Regions from separate parts of the Homo sapiens genome. Here region 2 is linked to region 1. The links are chromatin contacts, found by Hi-C or POLR2A ChIA-PET in ENCODE. All regions are on one chromosome and are shown on one strand. Each heading gives the region's core, a stretch centred on a gene start or an enhancer-like site at or near the end of the contact. The rest is flanking DNA. Distances are from core to core; before and after follow the strand shown.

What was found. A loop is a pair of places that touch in the nucleus more often than their neighbours do. ChIA-PET counts read pairs that join two places held with the same protein, here RNA polymerase II (POLR2A). Pooled maps may share reads with other maps.
Region 2: a loop to region 1 is called in a map with no recorded cell type, with 4 times the contacts of the local background. The contact joins the promoter of CERKL here to the enhancer-like site in region 1. A Hi-C loop is called at or near these places in 2 of 168 maps with a recorded cell type or tissue (Caco-2 and IMR-90), 18 of 37 single-sample maps with no recorded cell type and 8 of 50 pooled maps. POLR2A ChIA-PET finds 5 or more read pairs at or near these places in 1 of 52 experiments (Panc1).

Annotation. Positions count from the first base shown.
Region 1 is chr2:181,584,820-181,588,303 of GRCh38, forward strand. The region is part of intron 2 of CERKL (CERK like autophagy regulator); the gene reads right to left. Among named protein-coding and RNA genes, the nearest start is that of CERKL, 71 kb to the right of the region's middle. Within about 2 kb of position 1,977, at least 2 of the 41 ENCODE cell types and tissues checked have a DNase peak (open chromatin) inside an H3K27ac peak, as active enhancers do.
Region 2 is chr2:181,655,168-181,658,651 of GRCh38, forward strand. It overlaps CERKL (CERK like autophagy regulator), which reads right to left and starts at 1,938. Exons shown (of 13, transcript NM_201548.5): 1 at 1,602-1,938. The coding sequence starts at 1,839. RefSeq lists silencers at 1,576-1,665, 1,796-2,025.

The sequences.
Region 1 (3,484 bases), core at 727-3,226:
TTTTTGTTTTTGTTTTTGTTTTTTTCAGAATAAAAGTAAAAACTCATACAAAGCTTGTAAGGCCCTTCATGACCCACCCTCAGCCGCATTTGTGACCTACTCTTTCCCCTGCTGACTCCACTTGAACATGACTTTCTTGCTCAATTCTTTGCACTTTTCGTTTCCTCTGCTTGGACCATGTTTTCCTTCATATATCGATATGGCTCTCTTTCCCCATTACTTTCAGCTTTCTTCTAAAACTCCACAGTCAATGAAGCCTTCCTTGCCCACTGTGTATAGAAGAGGAAATATTTTCATCTGATTGCCTGGTAGTACATACCATCACTTGACATAATAGAAATACATTTATTTGATTTTTTTGAATTCCCCCTCTACCACTAGGATTTAAGCTCCTTGAGGTCAAGAACTTCATGATTCTGCTCTCTGCTATGTTTACTAGTTCCTAGAATAGTGTCTGGCACACAGTAGGTGCCCAATAAATATAAATAAATAACTAATATTCTTTTAAAAACCCCAAATTAAAAAATAAGTTATAAAGCTGCGATTTCAACTGCATTAAAGAAAACAAAAGCACAACACTGCAAAACAATCATTTAAGCAAAAAGCTTCTCTTTAAATTGGTATTTTATAAAGGAAGTCTAAAATTACAACTATTTCTATTAATTCCTAAAATAAGACAAAAATACTTAATAAAGAACCAGAGTTATCAAAGTTAAGTTTTCTGATAGGTATCTAGATCCCTTAGAAAAAATATTTAGCATGAAAAAACAAGCAACCCCTTATTACTGCCAAGTTTTAAAAACAAAAAAGCAATTCAGTCTCTATCTCATGTCTACTCCTTATATCTACAAACTTAAAGTCAATAGAAAAATCATATTTGAGAACTGGTAAAAAATCTTTTCTAAATTAAAACTCTAAATTAATAGTAGCATTGAAAATAAACACCGACCCTTTTGCTCAGAACTTAAATCAGTTTGCCTTCCAGAAACAAGTCATCAGTGATAAAATCAGACAGTGGACCTGAAAGCAGCAGCCCGTATGACACTAGTTTGTTTTGAAAAGCAAGCCCATTGCCTTATCCTAGACTTGAACTCAGAGTGCTGTCTCTCATCCCCATCGGGGCACAGAGCTTCATCATCTCACAAGAGAAAGGAAAATGCAAAAAAGCAGGTGGCCCAGGGGATGACAACCAGTAAGGAAAGATGAAGCCAAGACAAAATTCACCCTATGAAACTGCCAAATGATGCAGTAAACCTATCTCCCATGAAAGGAACTGTAACAATAAGATGACCTTAGTCACTAGGTTAGGAAGGTAAGAAAAAAAAGCCTTTAGATTGCAAGAAAATTGATAAAAAGGGAACAGCTTAATTTTTTTCATGAGAAAACAGACACACATCCTAACCCTCTTGACTAAACAATTAACATTTTTAGGTGACCTAGAAATAAAGTATAATGTAAGGACTTATGTAAAGTCATTAGGTACAAATAACTCTCTGGAAAACATTTTTAAAATGCTCCAACACAAGGCATCAGGTAGTCATGACCTTGCTCTGCTCTCATCCAATTATGACAAACTGTTTAATATGAAAGCTATATTGAGACACCTAAATCCCCTAAACTCCTTGAAAAAAAAAGATGAATTTCAAAGTGGTAATTATCACTTATTCATAACTTGACAACAGTGTAAGCATCCCCCAAGTAGACAATCCAAGATTAAAATATAGGTATAATTCAACATTAATATGCAACTGACTTGGTTCTCAGTCCTTTGGTAACTTCCCAATTCATACTCTAGAGTACAGACCTTTTTAGCACGCCAGTTTGCAATGAACCAGCAATGTAAAACAGAATGGCCAACTGTTCCTCTGTTGGTAACAAATGTGCTAATATATACTAGTTTAAACTTGATCTATCAGTGAGTCAATGAACCGTGAAGGGTGGGGGTTAATCAGGGTGTTCTCCAAACAAAGGCTCATGAGAGCGGCAGGGACGCCACTCCCAGACTCACATCTGTGCTGTTTTGAGTGCAGCATGATGGAAATGGCATGGTGTTCATCAAAGTTAAGAGCCCAGAACCTTGTCATACTCTTGTGTATATTCACCACTATTTTACACAGAAAAGCAACCAAGTTGTTGCAAAGATAAAACCCAAACACAGGAAATAGAAACCTCAGTTAACCACAAGTCTCAGGAGCTATTAATATTAAACTATGCCCAGTTAATGTGTAACAGTGATGGTAAAAGCCTTTCCTACATAAGATTTGACAACTTTCCAGTAGAGGTCTGAGTTAGAGATATTTTATATTGGCAATTTATATTAAAATGCATCAATTTCACCTTATTATCCACAAAAGCTTATAGATGCAGATCTTTACATACACAGATGAAAATAATTTTAATGCCGTAAGTCAAAGTAAAAACAAAGCCATGTAACTTCTAAATTTACATGCAGCCCAGCAATGTAAACATATCTCTGTTTCTAATAGCTAAAACTGACTGAACAGTAATTAGCAGAATCACCTGCTGCCGGAATAATCACCTCAATACTTCAGAATTTAAATGATAAAAGAGCTAAGACTATTTAAATAGAGAGCAAGAGAACAGCGAAGAAGAAAAATTCAGCCAAATGTGTCATCCATATATCTTTATCATTTTTTATCCTGATATAATGAATTTTTACTCATTTTAGAAGATGCTATAGAGTAGACCTATTTAACTATATCACTTTTCCTAATTAAAAATCCAGACTAAAAAGAGATATACGTAACTGGCTTTAGGAAATTCTTTTTCCCTACTCTACATAGAAGTCAACCACAAAATTAGTTAAAATAATTAGCATTTAAATACAATTAACCTCATAAAAAATCCAATTCAAATGATAGTTGTATATTTAATCCTTCATGAACTAGAAAATTATAAAATTATTAGAGAACACTTTTATGAATATGTTTTACCTTAATGATTTTATCAATTAAAAAGCTTTTTCAAAGTATCCTTTCTGGATCATATGTAAGTAATTAGGTGTGGCTTTTAAGATAAATTTTTAGTTATTTGCAGGGCCTCCAAAAAAAATAATTTTTAGCATTCCAAGAACATATGTTCCATTATAAAGAGTCGTGAAAAGACTTGTGTACTATATGTTGAAGACCAATTAGAGAGTTTAAAATTTTTAATTAAAAATAAACTGTATATTTATCATGTACATCATGTTGTTTTGAAATATATATACATTGTGAAATGGCTAAATTGAGCCAATTTACATATGCATTATCTCACATACTTATCATTTTGTGGTATGAACAGAAAATCTACTCTTAACAATTTTCAAGTATACTTTATAATTAACTATACTCACCATGGTATACAATAGACCTCTTGAACTTCTTCCTCCTATCTAACTGAAATCCTGTATCCCGTGACCAACATCTCCTTGATCCCTCAGCCTATCGCATACCCCTGGTCACTACCATTCTATTCTACTTCC
Region 2 (3,484 bases), core at 688-3,187, 70 kb after region 1:
AATCTGTCAAGATGTATTTTAAACTCTACTGCCAGGGGTGCACTAATTAAACCTATTTTACCTTAATCACCACTCAATATAAAACAGCATTTCTTTTCTCATGTCATTGTTTGCTTTTTTTGTACACAAATACTGCAACATTGGTTTGTATGACCTCTCATTGCACAATGTCTCATTTTAATTCTATAGCATTTCAGCTGCACTGTAGGTTAAACTGGCTCTTTGGGCTAATCCAAACTGTAATTATAAACTTCTATATTGCATAACTCGAATTGCCTGAAAGACTTACAAATAATTCCATAGCTATATCCCTAGCTTTTAACTTAAAAGGTTCAAGAAAATACTACACCTTGGTTTTTAAAACACCTGAAAACACTTTAAGGTCAAAGACTGTTTTCGTGAAGCGAGCGAGCATGGCACATGCAGCACAGGCAGAATTCACAATCGCAACCAGTGCTGAATCCCTGGCTAGTTGGTTTCATTTTGTTAGACTTTTGAGCAAGACTTTAAGACAGTGAGTCTATTCTGTAACATAAATACCACACTGTGTCTTGTTTTCCAACAGGGGAAGGCAATTTTTTTAATTTCATAAATTTGTATTTAGCTAAAAGAGGTTGAATACCAAATTCCATCTCCCCCAAGTCATCTCCTCGCAAGTAGAGTAACCTTGATGTAGTTCCTCCCCCATTTCATCTGTCTTTCACCGCTCACATCTAAGCTAATTCAACAATGGGGAGTATTTCTCGAGTTTGGACTTAGAAATAAGACTATATGAAAGTCTACTTATAAGACTTGCAAAATGGTCTTTATAAAATATCTGTTAAGTCTATAAGGCTATTTGACTAAGACGTGAAAATAGACTCGAAGTATTTGTTGTAAACTACAGCATTATAACTTTTTTAGGTAACTAAAATTTTAAGTCAATAAAAGGCAAACGTTAAGCAAACCGCTTGACGTAACTAAGCATCGCAAAACTGTGATCCAATAATCTAGGGTCAATATTAAAAATCAAAAGTTTCTAGACCGAGCCTGAAGAAGTCTTAATTCTAGACAATGGCAAGGAAGGTGAGGGGCAGAAAAAAACCCAGAAACACTCCCAAAGCTCTGGAGTTACATTTTCAAGTCAGCAAAATGAGAGTTGGATTCAGAACTCTTGTGTAGGCATAATCTGTGAGATGTTTATAGTTTCAATGTACCATCAAAGTTAATGGATTAAAACTTTTTCAACTTGGAGGGGAGGAGTAGTTGACCTTCTCACATTTGTAAATTACCTCCCCTTTGGGGCTCAAGATTTTCTGCTGAGACTCTGAGCAAAAGCTGCTTGTGACGTTTGCCCGGGGAAGGTCTCGGAGGCGGGAAAAGGCTAGGTAGCGAAAGAATCCCTGGGGGTTCTGGGATGGGGCGAGAGGCGTGAGTTCCCAGTTGGGAAGGAGGAGGCGGCGACTTGGGGACTCGGTAACCTGTCCGGGCAGTGAGGCGAGCACGGGGAGGGGAGGCGAGAAAAGGGGAGGGTGGAGCAAAAGCTCGTGGGTGTAGGCCTTGGGCCGGGGAGAGGGAGGAAGCGCGGAGGGAGGCGAAGACGCTTGGGGCCGGGCACTCACCCGCCGGGCGCTCGGGCTGAATGGGCCGCCACCGCAGTGCTCGCTCGCTCAGCACCACGTCACAACTGTCCCTCCCGATCTCGAAGATGCCCCGGAGCAGAATCCGCTCGGCCGCCGCCTCCGTCTGCTGCGGGGACGTTAACAGCGCCGGAGGCACAGCGGCAGCCTCCGGGGGCGCCTCTTCCTCCCGGCCGCCCTCCAGGGCACTCACCCGGTTCCTGCGCCTCCTCCAGGGCATGGCGGAGTCGCAGGCTGGGCCCGAGCCAGGGGTCCGGGGAGGCCTTTGGAGAAGGAGGTGGAGGGCGCGGCAGCCCCAGCTCTAGCCGCGTCCAGCGCTGCCACAGCAACGGCGCGCAGGGCAGGGACCCAGGAGGGAGGCGGGGCCGCGCCTGACCCAGTCCAGCACCCTGGCCTGCCAGCCTCGCCGCTTCGCCACTCACCACAAAAAGACCCAGCTGCAAGAGGAAGAATAAGTGGCTCCCTCCGCCTAGCTTCTCCTGTAAAGTACGATTTCGTACTTTTCGTTACCCTCGAGTTAAACCAGCCCTCCTCAATCTTAAACTTGCATATAATCGCTTGGGCATCTTGTTCAAATGGAGATTCTTATTGCATAGGTGTGGGACTGGCCCCCAGATACCACATATCTAAGAAAATACTAGGTGATGGATCCCACTGGCCAAGGAACACACTTAGAGTTGCAAGGGTGGAAGCCTCTGTTTTTCCACCTCCTTTCCAGAGGGTTCCCTGGAGAGCACAGGTGACGCTTTACAACCCTGTTTCAGAGTAGTAGCGCACTTCCCAAAACCCCTGAGGGGAAGCTAGAGATAAGGCCCTGGTTTGCATAGACAAATTTGCATCTGACAAATTCAGTATTAAAGGTAAGTGCCTCCAGGTGTAAGTATTTAGGGTCCTACTTTCCCCCAAGGTAGCGCCTCTGCAGTCTTGTCTTTGCCTGGATCTTGCACTCCCTTGAGGGAGATTACAAGCAGCAGGGCTTCACTTTCACGCACTGCCATAAAGAAGTGTCACCTGGAAAAGGAGAAGAGCCCTGGGGGGGTTCACCCTTTTCTCCTGATAACTGAGATTTCTAAAATCAGCTGCTCATTAATTTTGATAACACAGAGAGTCTGGAGGCTAGTGATTCTCAATTGTGGTTGCACATTAAAGTTACATAGGGAACTTTTGAAAACCCAAATGTCCAGGCCACGCTCAAGACAACTAAGCTGGAATCTCTGGAGGCGAGACCCAGACTTCCGGATTTTTAAAAGTTCCCAGGTAATTCCAATGTTCAGCCAAGGCTGATAATGGCTGCTCTAAGCAGGGTGATAAAACAGGGAGCTGAGTACTTGTAATGGGGAAGCAGTCAGGAAGAAAGTGAGTCCCTGGGAAGAGGAGCAGAGTGGGAAGTAAAGCAGAAGGCTTTTTTTTTTTTTAAACAAGATCATTATCATCATATTGAAAAGAAGGAGTAGGGGAGTTGAAAAGGAAATTAAATTCATAGGGTTGTAGATCTAGTTCCAGTGTTCTAGTGCCTAAACAGTTCTATCATAGAGGCAGCAAATTCTTAATTCTGTCCTCATTCCTGGTCACACTGCAGAGTCACAGAAAGAGCTAACTATAGCAGGAGTTTCTCAAGGTTCTTAGCTCAGACGGTTTGTAGGCCTAACCAAATCCCTACCAAACATAAAGCACTGTGCACCAGTTAAGCTAGGACTCTTACTGTTTAATGCTCCGACAATAAGTACCCAAGCTTCGAGGAAAAGCAAGGAAGAGCTTCAGTTTGATCTGACTGCAGTGAGCTATTTCTTAGAGCAGAAGTGCAGCTGCTGCTAAACCCCATGCAGGCTTCAGGTGGCTCTGTTCAGCAGTCATTAGAGGGAAAA